Linked DNA regions of Mus musculus: region 2 is linked to region 1. The links are chromatin loops, found by intact Hi-C in ENCODE. Cell type or tissue: left cerebral cortex. All regions are shown on one strand.

Region 1 (8,000 bases):
ATCCCAGCCAGGGTAGTTGAGTAGGAATGAACTGTACTCGACCAGCCGGTGGGCTACTCAGCTAACCTTCGGTGTCTCTAGATGTTGGGCATCACAGAGTGGGAAGGGCACAGTGCAAGATACTGTTCTAGCCACAAAGCAGTGTGGCTTGGCCTCTAACTTCTAACCATTAACTGAATGGCTAAAGGCAAGTGGTTCATCTTTCCAAGACCCTCTCATCTCATCTTTAAATGAAGAGGCCATGTTCCTACACCTTAGTCTGCTATGAGCGCTATGCGAGGCAGCCTACACAAAGCACTGATTAGCTATGTGTCTGGTGCCCTGAACAGACTAATAAGCAGCAACTGCTCTTTCATTTTCTGCAGCATCATCTTGATGATGCTATCTGACAGAAACAGCTTAAGGGGAGAGATATTTATTCGGGCTCAGGGTTTCAGACAGTTTTGGTCCATCGTGGCAGGGAAGGTGTGGTGGAATGTACAGTACATCTCCTGGTGGCAGATACATATGGTAGAAGCTGCTCACAGCAGAGCATGGCAGGAACCAGGGACCAGGTGTCACCTGCAAAGGTCCATACCTAGGTATCGACTTCCATCACCGGGGCCTCACCTGCTTCAGGCTCCACCCCTCCACCCAAAGCTCCATCAGCCAGGCATTCACGCCGTGAAACTGTCAGGGAGGGGTGTTTCATACTGAGACAACATGGCTATTGTTATAAAAAGAGGTTAGCACTAGGTAGTATGGGAAGACCAGAAATGGATTCTAAGGGTGTTGAGCCAAGAGAAGGCAAACGTAAACCTGAGCCCAAACCAACCAACAAACAAGCCAATCCTGCCTCACCCCACACCAGTCGAACACAGTCCTGAGACGGACACAGCATTCTCCAAAGGGTCTAGGAAAATAGTGTTTCCCCAATATAACTGTATCTGCCACTGGGGGAATAGAAATGACCACACAGAGCAGACAATTCGAAATAACAGGGCTGAAGCATGAATGTGATGTTTCTCATATAAAAAGTCTAGAGGCAGGCAGGTTGGGTTGCTATGCTGGACAGACCTCAGTCTTTCTCCCACACCGTTCTGTGATTCGACTACCACACCTCTGTCCCAGAAAAGCAGAGGAACTGTGTAAGGCTGTGATCCCAGAGTCCTCTAACCTGAGTACCACTTTCTTGCTGGATTCCCAGGAGGAAAAACCCCACTCCATGGGACTTTCAGACATTCAGGGTGATGATGAGGAGGGTCAGGGTCAGACTGCAGACTAGGATGTGGAGAGAAGAAGAGTGAAAATGTGGAGCATCAGAGAGCAAACATGAGGGAGCCACTCGCTAACACCCGAGGGCGGGAATTGTCCCTAGCTCTGGGACAGGACAAACAGCAAGAGCTCACTGCCTCTCTCCTTTTCTCAAAGCAGAACCATTCGACTGCTAGAAGTTCTAGGCTATTCAGACCAATAGGGCAGTATCATAGCTTAAAAATGCACTGCGGTTCCGTCAATGATGACGCTAAGCATCTGCTGCTGGCTTCTGGACTTCTTGTGCGCTTGCCTGCATACACTCATTCCTAAAGACAATGGGATTAGGGGCGATACTGCTTTATTCTGTGCTCTTTTAACTAAACCTTATAAAATGAACATTTTCTGTATTGATATATGTAGGTCTGCTTTAGGCTGCTGGTTACTCACAACTAGTTAACACAAGCCAGACTTACTCAATCTACTGTTGAGTGTTTCTGGCGTGTCAGGAGTTAATGCTGAGGTGAATGTCTACAGAGTTGAGTCTCTAAACACTTCTGTAATTATTTACTTGGGTGTAAATAAATAGAGTCCTAGGAATGTAGATACCTTGAAGACGTGGCTAATATGCTGGTATCCCCAACAGTTTAGAAGGCAGGGTCTCTGGGTGGACAGATCAGGTCCCTGGAGCAGCCATGTTGTGTCCAGTGGGTTTCTAACTGCTTCATCCCCTAGAGCTTTGATCTGTTGTGGCAGTGGGGTCTGCAGACTTGTATCATGTGGTTAAAAAAAAAAAAATCAGGAAGTAATGAGATGAGGGAGGAGAGATATGGTCAGCATGTGACCCCCCCCCCCCAAGCGCGTGACACAATAGTACTAGCCCTTCAGTGAAATGGTGTGAGGGAACCGTATTCACATCAGAACCAACCAGGCAGAGTGTAATGGAGAGATACAGAGACTGAAGGTACTCAGTGAGATATGGCTGCTGCTTTAGAAACCTCGTCATTACAGGGGTGGAAACCCCGACTTGCTTCCTGCTGGACTGAGTCCTAAGGATTCTGTACCCACCCAGCTTCCAGGAAGATCGTCAGAGCATCTGTCTGGCCCACGCTGGCACAGATCCCTACGGAGCTGGCTTCACCAGATCTTAAAGCTTCCCACCTTTCATGGAGCTCTGACGTAAGAAGCCCTTTCTGAAGACCTCTGTACCTTTCACTAGACTGTCATTAGATGTGGTGACAGTCCTCCTACTCGGTGGCCTTTCTCTAAATGACTGTATATCAGTTGCTCTCACAGTTTAGCACAAGGAAGGAAACATGTCTATCCGGTTAAGCACGTTATTTAAGACAATGAGATAAAGATAAATATATATTAAAGGGCACTTAGCATTTTCCCTTTGTGTGCTAGGAAGCTCAGAATTAGATTCGTTTTGTGAATATGGTAATTACCTTACCCTTTTCCTGTTTTTTCTTTCTCCGTATATTTGACTCTGACATGTTTGAATAGCATGAGCTGCCTGAGATACGTACTTTTAGGGAATTGGCTGGATGTGTCCTGTGATTGAATCTTAAATGAAGCAATCCCATCTTGCCTGAAAAGCAGAAAACGTACTTTCCCATGCTTTCCCACGCAGCCCCAAAGCCTCTCTCCGGTCCCTTCGGTCCGGCTTCTGGCTGCGGCACCTAGCCTGCCTTTCTGTCAGTCCACCCTGGCCAGCTTGCTCAGAAAGCAGCGTTCTCTCCGAGTTCCTCTGCCTCTGTTCTCTGGCCCTTTTGGCTTGAGATGTTTTCTATCGTTTCTATATTTCAAAGCTTTGTGGTAAATAATCAATTCAAACCAGCACCGAGTCTCTCTTTCTGTAATTCTAAAAACCCATTAAATTATATTGTTGGGAGGAAACAATAGCTGTGCTAATCACGCTCTGTGCATGCGAATCTTAATTTCCCCAGAGGCCTGAATATGAATTTTTACTAACATGTTAATTTTGTGTGTTAATCAGTAGCTGTAGGCCGAATGAATGGATTGACTATGTAAAACTGTTTGATATTGAAACAACTCCTTTTGACCCCCTCAAATTGGCTTCATTCCCCTAAAGACGGTTAAAGTTAATTAAGCACTCAATAGGTTTATGGTGTTTAAATTAAAATATATTACTCCTCATTGTGTAGTCATCAAGTGAGAAAGACATCCTCCTCCTGGCTGCCTGGCTGGCTAATGGGCTTATCAAAATTCATGATGTAATAAGAAGGCCGACAAGTGCATATGAGAGTCTGGCTGTCACTCAAGGAAAAACACTGACCATCTTTTCCCACTAGAGGGCAGAAGAAAGCCACAAATGGCCACACTGGCGCTGTAGTCTGAGGAATTGGAGGAGGATAGCCCCTCAAAGGCATTTGTAAACAAAATATTTTGTTACCATCCCCGCCCCCACCCAGTGCATAGCCCTGTCCCAGTTTGCCCAGTTCCTCCTCTTCCCTGTCACATGGTCTACCTCCTCGGATGCCCTTGTGACTGTAAATTAACAGGAAAGGGTTGGAGAGATGGCTTCAGGGTTAAGAGCACTTGCTGTTCTTGCAGTGGGCCCAGGTTCAGTTCCCAGTACCCACACCAGGTCACCAAGTGACTCACAGTTCCAGGCTGTTTGATGCTATCTTCTGGCCTCCAAGAGCACCTGTTAAACACACACACACACACACACACACACACACACACACACACACACGTTTTTGGTTTTGTTTTTTAACTATCAGCAGGATAAGGCAGAAATTAGGCCTACTGACTCACAGGAGAGCTATCACTGCTTCCTATGTGAGGATAATTTGTCAGTGAACTTTTTGTTGTGGTGAGCAGCTAGAAGCCCTATGCTCCCAAGATAACGGCTGGTCAGGTCTAGCACAGAGAAAACATGTAAAATGACATTTAGCTCTTCTGTCCAGAAAGACACATGGAAGCTGTCACTGAGCCTCTCTGGGGCTGAGGTCTAGCCAGTGGAGTTAGCTTTTCCATAGCAGAGAGGCAGTGTTTCATGCAGAGCCGAAACTGATGGCTGAGATGACAGTGGGAACAAAAACAGCCACTGTGCATAGGACCCAGGCGAGCTCTCCAAACCACCAGCCCCTCCTCTGTCCAGCAGATTAGATGGTTGCCCGTGGTTATTTTTAGATATAAGACTGTTAATAAGGATTATTAGAGGCTTCAAAGAATTCTGGTTAATGAATCTTTGACTTGCTTTTCTTAGGTTTGTTTAAAAACAATCATACTTTTATCCAGTCTTAAGTTTGTGTCTCTTTCTCTTTCCCTGTGTGTGTGTGTGTGTGGGGGGGGGGTGTCCTTTAAGGGATCAGCAGTCATGAGTGTCAGACAATGGGAGGGCAAGGTGACAGAACAATTAAATAAACTCAATACAAGCAGAGCTTGGAGGACACCAAGTTATAAGACTCCATGTTTGAAGTTAGCACCATGCCCAACATCAGAGGAAGCCAATCACATACACAAGCACTGAAGGTCCCTGCCATCACCCATCTCAACTACAAGAGAGGTTCTGAGTTTCAAAACATTCCAGTTGGAAAAAAAGACGGCCCATGACCAAGACAAAGCAGCCAGGAAAGAGAACTGCAAAGCCTCCAGTTGGTTGCTGTCTGGCTTGGAAGGCTTCCATCTGAACTCTAATGGGGTTTTGTCCTGTTTGTGTCGGTGAGGTCAACCACCCAGTGAAAGCCACTATTGAGCCTTGGGCTCTGCTCTTCAGAGGCTAGACTCAAGGCCAAGGTCTGTGTGAGGGAAAAGTCCCCAACCCAAAGCTGTAAAGGGGTCTGGCATGTACCCACACTCTGGGTGACCCAGAAGAGTCTTCAAGGCATGATGGAGCAGAGGGAGGAACGGGAGAGTAAGAGGCAGAAGGCAGAAGGCAGTATCGCCGCAGGAGGGGAAGGTGGCCATCCTGACCTCTAGGACCTAGCCTCCAGGGACCTGCCTGGGGGGGCTGAGAGAGAGACTTGGGGATCAGAACCCCCCCTCTCTAGATCCTTCCTCAGCAGGCACTCAGGAACCTACCTGCCCTGGACAGTTTTCATCTGGGGATTGGAAATACCAGATCTTGAAGAAACTGAGTCACAAAACCTTAGCAAACCAGCCAGGCATTGCTCTGCAAATCTCAGAACCCAACCAGGCAAGGGCCACTGGGGAATGGCTGACTGTGGGCGTGGGGATCCTGAACAATTGTTACCACCTGTGCTTAGGGTCAGCCTCCCAGCTTTCTCTCTAGACTGACTCCCACGGGCTCCTTTGACCACAAACCCATGGACAGAGCCATCTCATTCACTGGGTTAACATGACACCCCCGCCCCCAGATCATCCTCTCTTTCTTAAAGTTAACCAGTAACTGGCCTTTGTGCTGCCCTGCTTCTGTAAGAGGAATTTCCCCAGCAGTTCTCTCCGGAAGCACTTCTGATGTGTGTTTCCTTTCTCCCAGTCTATAGAAAACCTTTCATGTCCCTTTGTGTCCCCTCACTTCCCACTGCCACGGGGAATGTGCCTCGCTTTTTTCTCTGTACCGCTGATAGGGCTTTAGACGTTCCTCTCTAGACACTTCTCTGACAGTCAAATGGCCCAGGAGATTTAGGGCTCCTCTAACAAGCTGTGCTTTCTGGTGACTCTCTGGGGGAGGAGTGGCAGCCAGAGAGTGGGAATAATTACATCTGAAGTTTGTTAGTTATTCATTTGTGCAGTTTTCTCCCTTTGTGTGGCGTTCTCCATGCTCGCCCCCCCCCCAATCCACCCCCCCATAAGCTCACAGAAGGACCAGTAAACGGCAGAAAGCCTACGGAACCAATTGGCTGGAAAAGAAAAGACAATTGGAATCTCAGCACGTCAAGGCGTCACGGCACCCACTTAAGCTAAACAGATTTACAAAGTTCCGCAGAAAAATAACTGTGCGATTTACTAGAGGATTTTCTACACAAAGTTTGTTATTGATTTTCATTATATTTTATACACTACATGCTCCCTTCAAGACTTAGCCTAACCTGATCACAACCTTTTCACCCATATGGGTCAGAGGTGCCATTAGGTCAAATTCAAGGCTGTAGGGCTTCAGGGCCTGCAGTCTGTAGCTTAGGCAAGCTCTGATATAGCACCCTTCTGGTGCCATCTCTCCTAATTTGTGTGCTTAATTGACAGCTTGTTAACAGTTCATTAGGAACACTGAAAACCATGTGGCAAAAACAGATCTATCTAGCAGAGAATATGCAGCCCTTGTTTACTTGAAAAAAATAAATGCCAGGAACAAAACACGGAAGCCGCTCTCAGCCTCCCTTGAAAATGACGTTCCTCCATCCCTAAACGCTGAACTCCCTCCTGGCTGAGCCTCTGATCTGGCAGACTGGGAACCCATGGGCTTGTGAGGGGACATCACAAGGATCCTGAGGGCGGCAAAAGGAATACTCATCCATCCGTGAAGACAGATGGACCACCTTGGAGGCCCTGGGGACTGGGGCTGCCAGAGTGCCTCTAATCTTCCCGGCCCCCAACCCCCACTCACCCCATGTCTCTGGAGACGTTTGTGGGAACTTCAGGTGAAGCCAGCTGCAACATAGCACCCTTTGCCATGCCCTGCAGGGGAACTCACTCCCCCCTCTTCTTCACCCTCATCACTCCATCTGCTGGGTAAGACCACAGCATACTGCAGTTGCTAAGGAGTCATATAGTGGCCCTTGTGATTTCTCCATCCCCATCACTGGGAAAACCCAGGTTGGAGTCATTGCTTTCTCGTGGTCTCCAGACATGGCATTCTCAACCACTCCCTCGCCTCTACCACCACCTCCTCCTCCTCAGTTCTAGCCACTTAGAGGACTTACGGAACACATCAAAATATCTTAGCCTGATCTGCAAACTGTGTGGATGTCAAGAATTCTCTGACAAGAATTCGATCTGATTTCATTGCATCCAGTGTACCGAGGACCTACTTTGTCTGGAGACATGTGCACACACTCGTGAGCAGGCTCTGCCTCGGTAGATGTCAATGATTATTAATTACAGTAATTGCTACAGATTATAAACTTGGGAAGAGTGTTCCATCTTTTAAATAAATGTGGTGTTTTTAAGCTCCCTGGAGCAGAAAGTCGCTGAGGAATATACTCCAGCATCAAGAATTCGTCTTCTTCTTCTTCTTCTTCTTCTTCTTCTTCTTCTTCTTCTTCTTCTTCTTCTTCTTCTTCTTCTTCTTCTTCTTCTCCTTCTCCTTCTCCTTCTCCTTCTCCTTCTCCTTCTCCTTCTCCTTCTCCTTCTCCTTCTCCTTCTCCTTCTCCTTCTTCTTCTTTTTTTTTCAGAATGTATCATTAACTTTGTTAGCCTTTAAGTCCTTTATGCACATGGGGCAGGCCTATCACGAGGAGGAACTTATGGGGGGAAAAATCATGTAAAGGATGTTTCAGAAATTGACCCCCAAGCTTCCAGAAGTCGTTTTACTAAATGTTAGAGATATGTTCAACCTCATTCTCTCTAACCTTTACCTATACAGTCTGTGTTAGCGAGCTGATAACCCGAGCTTTCTTCATTAAAGATGTCTGCATTTTTTTTTTTTAACTTTTACGAAACATTGACGTCTTCCTATCCCTAGTTAATGTGCAGGCTTCAGCTAGAGAGATCTTGGAGAACCCTCCCAGGAAGGGTGGAGTGCCAGGTGGGATTTGTCTAGCCGAAGGAGTCCCACCATTATGACAGTTCTTTGGGCTGGTTGAAATTAATTTGGGGTAACATGGTTGAAGCTA
Region 2 (8,000 bases), 340 kb after region 1:
TGCTGTGGTCTTACTCTGCTGCCCTCCTTGATCAGAGGGCAAATCGGATTGGTGTGTCTACTTTTTCCTCCCTCAGACTTCGTATCATTTGAATTATTGGAGAACTTAGTATTCAAATTTCCGCCAGTGCCCAGACTTGGAAAAGAAAACCAAAGAGAATCCAGCTTCCAGGGAGAGAGGGAGAGAGAAGTAAGGGAGAGAGAGAGGGAAAGGGAGAGAGAGAGAGAGAGAGAGAGAGAGAGAGAGAGAGAGAGAGAGAGAGTAAATCTTGCATGAGAACTTTCTAGTGCACTGGCAGAGATGCTTGGCCAGACCTAGAAGGACGAGTGCCTGTATTTGTGGTATTATTTTTTCTTTTGCTTCCCTTTTTCATTCCTTTTCTTTTCGGGAGGAATCTGGCTGCAGAGCCTTGATCCCAGAGTTCGGATATTCTCCCAGGTGGACCCCGATCTCCGAGGAAACAACCAGGGCTTAATCCCTCATTGCTCTGTCCCTGACTCCCAATCCCCACAAGTTTTTCCCTGATGGGGAGGCTTCAAGTCACCATCTGTGAGACTGGGTTAGGAAATGATGAAAAGCGCCAAATTGTTCTCTAATTGAAAAATACATTGTTTTTTTGGAGGAGTGTGCACTGACAAAGTATCTGGGATTTCAGCTTTTGATCCCTTGCTACTGCTGCCTCTGCTCTCCAGTCACTAATAAAACTCGCATTGAGCCCCTTAGTGCCTTGATTAACAGGCAGATTAACTCTTACTGGGGTTGGGAACAGCTTGTCTCAATCAATGTCATTTTAAAAGCCTGTCAGGATGTGCTTAGTTCGGTTCCAGGCTGCTGGAGTGAGCCAGCCCTGACATTTGCTCTCTCTTTCCCAGTCTCAAAATCCTGAGCATCAGGCCTGCACGTTTCTAGCTCCTGAACAAAACAAATGGCAGGAGTCAGTCCCTGGCCCTTCTACCAGGCAGCTGTTCAGACATATTCTATAGAGCGGTGACCTTAGCAAGCTTTTCATTTGAAGCTGAACACTTACCTCTTTAGTACTGAGGTTAGAAGAAAAGGAGACTTGAAGGAATGTCCCGGGGTTGGAGAATGGAAAGAGAACTTTTCTAGACACCCTATCTGTAAAAATCCCAAAACGATGGGATTTCAGGGTGTCCTATGCGTTAGAGACTTTGAATCTACTTTCCATATAGACAACTGTAGGATGTGGAAGAAAGGAAGCTTGAGAGTTAACTAGCCTCCTACAAGAAAGCTCTTTGCTGGGACACCCATCCGGACAATGCCGGGATTTAAGCATTTTAGGGGTGGGCTGGGAGGGAAATGGAGGGGGAGAGGTGCTGACCAATATGAAGAGAAGAGGATTGGACCCGCGAGCGCCCAGATACACTAACCATTTGGCAAGAAGAAAGGAAAGGAAAGGGCACCATGGCTTTTTCCAGTCAAGCTAAAGCCTGGAGGCGCCGCTGGGCGGTCGTTCGGCTCTCTTCTGTTTCTGTACTGTCCTGGGCTTTGGCTAGGCTAGCCGGTGAGCAGGATTCAGGCAGGTTGCTGGGGTAAGCGGAGAGAGAAAGCCCCAAGCCAGGGAGGCATCAGGAACTGGGTGGCTAGGGTGGAAGACTTTGATTTTTATGACCTTTTGATTTGTTTGCCATCCCAGAGATCCCTGGAATCCACTCTTCAGGGCCTGCAGAAAGAGACACACTTGGAGCTCTCTAAAGTGTCTCGGGTGTTTACTGAGACCTTCCTCCTCCAAAGAAATTCATCCTTGCCCTCCTCAGTGTGTCTGCAACCGCGCCTCAGCTAGGACCAGTCAAAATGGGAGTTTGGAGGTGTGGGAACACGGAATGGAGTACTGGTTGTTCTGAGGCTGTGAGGCCAAAGCACATTTCCCCAGAGAACTGGGCACTTCTTTGCCTCGCCAGGGGCCGCTCTCGGGACAGAGACTAAATGCGGTGGGTACAGGCTACCAGGGACTGTTGGGAGTGATTCTGAAGGGGCCTCCTACTTTCGCATCCATGATGGTTAGAGAGGTTCTGAACACCGTCGGGCAAACCTCGATGCCCCCAGCGCCACTCTACACCACGAGCTTTCAGTTACCCGGCCAGAGGAAAACCCGTCCTCGCACGGGTCAGAGGGTAGAACGGAGGAAAGAGTAGCAGAGTAGTAGTGAAAGGCAGCGGGGGTCGGGGGGGGGGCGCCTAAAATGCAGCTTCGCCAGCCTTTCTATTCTAACACTAACACTGGAGGACAAGCGAAATGGGCCTCCGACGGGTTGAAAGCCTCAGTTAAAATGGCGACCCGAGCGTTGTCTCCGTTTTACTAGTGCCTTGCACCTTGGTTTTAGCCTCCCTCCTTCCAGGTCTCTTCCCGACAGCAGGTGCTTGGCAGAAAAGATGATTCACCAAGGACAGGCAGAGAGAGAGAGAGAGAGAGAGAGAGAGAGAGAGAGAGAGAGAGAGAGAGTAGGAAGGGAGGGAGGGAGAGAGAGAGAGGAGAGAGAGAGAGAGAGAGAGAGAGAGAGAGAGAGAGAGAGAGAGATCCTGGCTCTCATCCCTTTCCTTAAACTTTAGAAACTTTGCCTCTTTCTGTTCCTCAGCTCCCCTCCCCAAATATTGACACACTAGAGCAGCCAAGTCCTTTCTGTTTCTTGTTTGTGCAGTTTCCAACAGTCCCACCCGAAGCCCCCATCCCCACCCAATGACGTCAGCGGCATTCATGCCAGGCTCCTAGCTTCTTCTGATTTTTTTGTTAAAACTTTTCTCTGAGGTGAGATGGGGGTTGTGGGTGGGAGAAGGGGCTGATTGAAAGAGCCAGTGCCCTGGGGGGAAATAGCAACAAGATTATGGCTGCCTCTTTCTTAGGCAAAGCTTAAGAGGGTGCTAATCCACTGGGTTGCTAATTGAGAGGTTGTAAAAATGATATTCGCCGCCTCCAATTGGGACAGTCGCTGGGCACCCCCCCCCCTCATCTTGCTTCTTTAATGCTTGCTTGAGATGTAAAAGGGGAGAAAAGGAGAATGCTGACTTCTCTGATCTGGAACTTGGACTTCAGGCAGGACTTCCTGGGAACCTCTGAAAGTCCCGGTCCTACGAAATCTTTCACTGGAGGCCGCCAACTGCAGCAGTGGCACCACCTTCTTAGCCTCTGGCCAGTGTTTCCTTCTAGCTCCGATCCAGTGCCTTAGGTCCTCCAGAGTGAGCCCAGCTAGTCAGCCACCTTTCCCAAGCTGAGGAGATGAGCAGTTTGTGCTAACCCACCTCTGGCTCGGGTTACGGAAGGCCTCTTCTGTCCCCGGAACTCTGCTAAGGCTCCTTGGGTCCTTATTGCTGGGCCCCAGGCAAGGGCTAGACTAGGATGTCCAAATCAGGCTCAGAGGCAGCCTGCAGCGTCCATCTGGCTCCAACTCCCATGGGGATTCATCAGCGCAGCCTGCCAGAGATCAACTGAGTGAGCAGACTACTGCTGGACGCTGACTTTCGGTTCTTTCCCTAAGTCAAAAAAAAAAAAAAAAAAAATCAAAGGCTTCGATGGTGGCTTTCGGCCTCCTTGCCTGATCTTTGCCAACCCCACTTCCCTTTGCTGGGTTCTGAGTGTGTTCCGGATCTCAGGCCTTCTACTTCTCGGCTCCAAGGCCCGCAGGCTGCGAGATAGCTCCGGACAGCTCAGGACAAGGCGGCTGCCTGCTCCCCTGTCACCTAAACTGCAGACTCCAAGGGACGTCTTTGGAGTGTACTGAGGTGTATCCTAATGTCCGGCATTCAACAAATGGACTTCTGGTGTGTGGTCAGGAGGGAAAAGCCATTTACTTACTGTCCTCGCCGTTTTTCTGGCAACAGTTGAAGGGGAATTGCCTCCGTGGACTGAGCTGACCCAAGAGAAGGGAGTCTTGGCGGGGATACATAAGCACCACACACAGATAACCGGTTCCTCACAACGACACACGTTGACACACCAAGAAAGCCGGCGAGGACACACACTTGCAGAATCTCTCCCAGCATTGGTCAAACCCCACCCCCACCCTCAGGCTTCCACTACTTCCCCTCCCCTCTTGTCTTCCCCTCCTTTCGATGGCTTGGAAAAGCAGCCGCACTTAGTCAACAAATGGCACGTGGGAGAAGTTGGAGAGTGTTTGGTGAGGACTCTTCAGAGCTTTTCACAAGAATCCTCTGTACACAAAGTAAGTGGCGTGTTTACTCGAGCCTCTCCAGGCTGGGGCAGTGCGTCCGCTCCGCTGAGCACGGCGGCTTCGGAAAGCAGAAAGAGAAGAAAATGCCAGCGGTGCGGGAGTGGGGTGGGGGGAAAATGGGCAGGCTCGGGAGGCCTGAGCTGGGGTGACCGCCGGGCCTCGCTGAGTTCTCGGCCTGGAGGCCCTCTTCGGGCCTAGGCATAGTTGTGCCACCATCGCCGGAGTGGGGGCTGCTGGGATCCAGGGACACTCCCGCCTCTTTTCTCTTGTTCCTAAAAGTCAGGTGGGCTAGAGAGCCGCCACCGCTGTACTTTGTGTCCTGGGGCCAAGGCCGAGGTGGACAAGGGGTGGGAAGTTAGGGTGAAATGGGGCGGAGCGGCAGGCCACTGTACAAGAAAGGACCTCGTAGAGATGGTGAAACTTGCTACCTCCACGGACTGAGAACCCCTGGCCCAGCTTGGGGTTACGGGGGCAGCATGCTTCCAGCTCAGAGGCCTCCATTAGACTGATCAAGTTCGCGGCCGCAGCGCTGGCCGCCGAAGCGCATGGAGCGGGAGACCTCGGCGAGCGCCAGAGCCTAGGAGCGGGGGGCCCAGCGCCGGAGAGAGAAGCCGGGACCCACCGGCAGAGCCGAAAACAAGTGTATTCATATTCAAACAAACCGACCAATTGCACCAGGCAGGGAGAGGGAGCATCCAATCGGCTGGCGCGAGGCCCCGGCGCTGCTTTGCATAAAGCAATATTTTGTGTGGGAGCGAGCGGTGCATTTGCATGTTGCGGAGTGATTAGTGGGTTTGAAAAGCGAACCGTGGCTCGGCCTCATTTCCCGCTCTGGTTCAGGCGCAGGAGGAAGTGTTTTGCTGGAGGATGATGACAGAGGTCAGGCTTCGCTAATGGGCCAGTGAGGAGCGGTGGAGGCGAGGCCGGGCGCCGGCACACACACATTAACACACTTGAGCCATCACCAATCAGCATAGGTGTGCTGGCTGCAGCCACTTCCCCACACTCTTTATCTCTCACTCTCCAGCCGCTGACAGCCCATTTTATTGTCAATCTCTGTCTTCTTCCCAGGGATCTGAGAATTGCTCTCACACACCAACCCAGCAGCGTCCGTGGAGAAAACTCTCACGAGCAACTCCTTTAAAATACCGTCATTTCAAACCGTTGTGGTCTTTAAGCAACAACAGGGGGGGGGGACCCAAACAACAAAAACCAAAAAAAAAAAAAAAAAAAAAAAAAAAGCCCTCAAAACTCTTGACAGGAGCCTTGACAACGACGAAAGAGAGGATGCCTCTTAAAGGTGAGTCCCGCTTCTTTCTTCTCAATTTCTTTATATTTCAATATCCTGGCAGGTCTCTCCCTCTCTTCTTTCCTCCCCTCTCGCCGGTCCCCTCCCCCACTGCTACGCCGGGAGAGTTGGGCCTGAGAAGTTTCCACGCAGGAGCCCAAACTTTCTACTTCCAGCGAAAGCCCGCGTCGGAGGGCGACGGTCCGCGCGAGCCACAACAGCGCGGATCTTCAGGCAGGCGGCTGGCTCTGCACCAGCGCAAGTGCGGCTGGAGCTCTCGGAGAGCAGCTAGGCTGCAGGGCGCCCCCGCAAACCGCAGCTCTCAGCTTCAGCGCCTCCAAAAGCTCGCGGTCAGCGCAAAGGGACGTAGAGGCTCCTCCGTGCCCCAGGCCGCGGAGAGCAGCCGCCGGCGATGCTTTTGTCCAGCCCGGGCCGAGCCAGCGCGCAAAGAGCGCCCAACCAGCCGACTCTCCGCGCCGCCTCCCGCCAGCCCGCGCTCCGGCTTTGTGCAAGATTCTCCCGGCACAGAACTGCCCGCAGCACTCGAGCACCAAAGGGTCATCGCGCCCTCCGCCAGCCGGAGCCGTCTGGATGGGCACCACGGCCGTGCGCCGGAGGCCACGAGGGACCCAGAGCGAGAGCGGGCGGTGAAAGAAGCCACTAGGCCGAGGCGGTCGGATGCGCTCTGCGAGGGAGCTCCGAGCCGATCGCAAGGACTGCCAGCTTCCATCCACCCCCCAGGGCCCTCGCCTCCAGCCTCAGCCGAGCGCTGAGCTCAGATTTGGAAACAAACGCCCTAGCTCTCCCGGCTTCCCACAACTCTATCTTGCGAAAGTTGGTGTGTTCCCTGTCCTGTGGACTCCCACCTCCAGCTCTTGGTGGGTATTTTCCCGTGTCTCCATTGACCAAGCTGTACCCCGTGTTGCCATTTCAACAAGTTTCGAGCTGGAAAGGCGGTTTGCTCCCCCTTTTCGAGTGTACTGATATTTTTCTTTGTGTGGCCTAAAGGGGGAAAAAAAAAACTACAAGAAAGCACTGGCTTTCCCTCTCCTCGGATCGCGTCCTCTCCCTGCTAATTAGTCTGAGTAATTCGAGAGCTTTTGGATTCTAAGACCCCAGGAGGAAAAGTGGCTTTTCAAAGTTCAGAAAGTTGTTGCCTCTTTCCCGGGGCAGATCTCCTCAGTCTCCCTGAGCCATAATAGCCTCGAATTTTAGCAAGTGTAATTGAGGGAAATGGAGTTGAATTTCAAGTGGAAATGCTTTCTTTTTCGAGTGCTAAAAAACCTGGCCTTTCATTAATGAGCTTTCTGAAAAGTTTAAAAACAAAGTGAATGCTCTCTCTCTCTCTCTCTCTCTCTCTCTCTCTCTCTCTCGCCATTTTGGATGTTAAACTCGAACTTGGGAAGGGCTGAGGAGATAGGATCAGAAAAACAACTGACAAGCTAAAATCCTTGAAAGCCTAGCAGGTTTACCCAAGAGCACGAATAGTTAGTTGTTGCCGCTGACGGGGAGGAGGTTGCCGCTAACCGGGAGCAGGGCTGCTGGGGATCTTTGCATATGTTTGAAGGCAATTGATGAGTTGTAATCATTTGGCCCTGGAGGGTAAACTTTGTCGCCCTAATTGCTAATTTCCAGGAAGGGCATCTGGAAGAGAGAACCCAAGCTTCTCTGAACACTTCAGCTCTGGAATGCGGGAGTAGGTTTTGAAATTTAAATAATTGAAACAATAGCATAGTGTGAGAGTTCTGGCTTGGGTTTGGGTCAGGGAGTGAGGAGGACAGAGGTCCAATGGACCTTGGAGACTCAGACCTTGTGGCCTTGGAGATTTCTGAATACTCCTTCATTCCTGATGCAGGACTATGACCCCCTCCAAGGCAATACAAAGACCTAGCCTAGGCTAGGGGTTTGGGCTGAGGCAGAGGGGTCTAGCTTCTTTAAGAATAGGTCTGCTTCCGGGTGCAGGGTGTGCCCTGCTTCCCAGGGTGCTTTCTGCACTGAGTGTTAACGACTACTTAGGTAATTAGATAGCTTCTTAGAGGAGAGGAGGGTGGGAACCGAGCAAAACCGGAACCTGAAGTGCTATCACCTTCCCACTTGCTTGGGAAACTAATCAGCTAGCTTTTGGGGGATCAGCTAGACAATTTTCTAAAATGGTATTACGGAGGTCCGAGCCGGCTTGGAGACATGAGGCTGTGTAAAAAATGTGGTTCGAGAAGAGCTTAGGAAGTTTTCTGTCGCAAACAGAATTCTCCACACACACACACACACACACCCTCCACACACACACACACACACACACACACACACACACACACACCCTCCATACACACACCCTCCACATACACCTGCTATCCTTTGCAGCTTGAGTCATATATATATATATATATATATATATATATATATATATATATGATGGACATTTTGTTCTAGGTGAGGTATCTGTTCGCGACATGATATAGATTCAGGAACTGGCCTAGAGACAGGAAGGAGACTGTAGGAGTTAACCGCAATGATGGTATCTAGTCCTTG

What was found. Hi-C counts contacts between places; a loop is a spot of excess contacts. Peaks named below come from ENCODE experiments on the same cell type or tissue, not always from the same donor. Only the 100,000 strongest peaks of a DNase experiment are listed, where the experiment ranks them.
Region 2: a loop joins it to region 1, with 2.5 times the contacts of the local background. A loop is called at or near these places in 3 of 42 quality-filtered maps.

The regions. Positions count from the first base shown.
Region 1 is chr2:105,330,970-105,338,969 of GRCm38, forward strand. All of the region lies in intron 3 of Them7 (thioesterase superfamily member 7), which reads left to right. Among named protein-coding and RNA genes, the nearest start is that of Rcn1, 64 kb to the right of the region's middle. In left cerebral cortex, a CTCF peak has its summit at 3,552 (motif pointing right); DNase peaks (open chromatin) are centred at 2,874 and 3,535.
Region 2 is chr2:105,670,490-105,678,489 of GRCm38, forward strand. It overlaps Pax6 (paired box 6), which reads left to right and starts at 5,255. Exons shown (of 12, transcript NM_001310144.1): 1 at 5,255-5,483. RefSeq lists an enhancer at 1,844-2,044, a promoter at 4,735-5,316 and a cis regulatory region at 4,735-4,869. In left cerebral cortex, no CTCF peak of the experiment used is centred here; DNase peaks (open chromatin) are centred at 4,254, 4,934, 5,829 and 6,173; H3K4me3 peaks cover 2,997 bases; H3K27ac peaks cover 1,724 bases.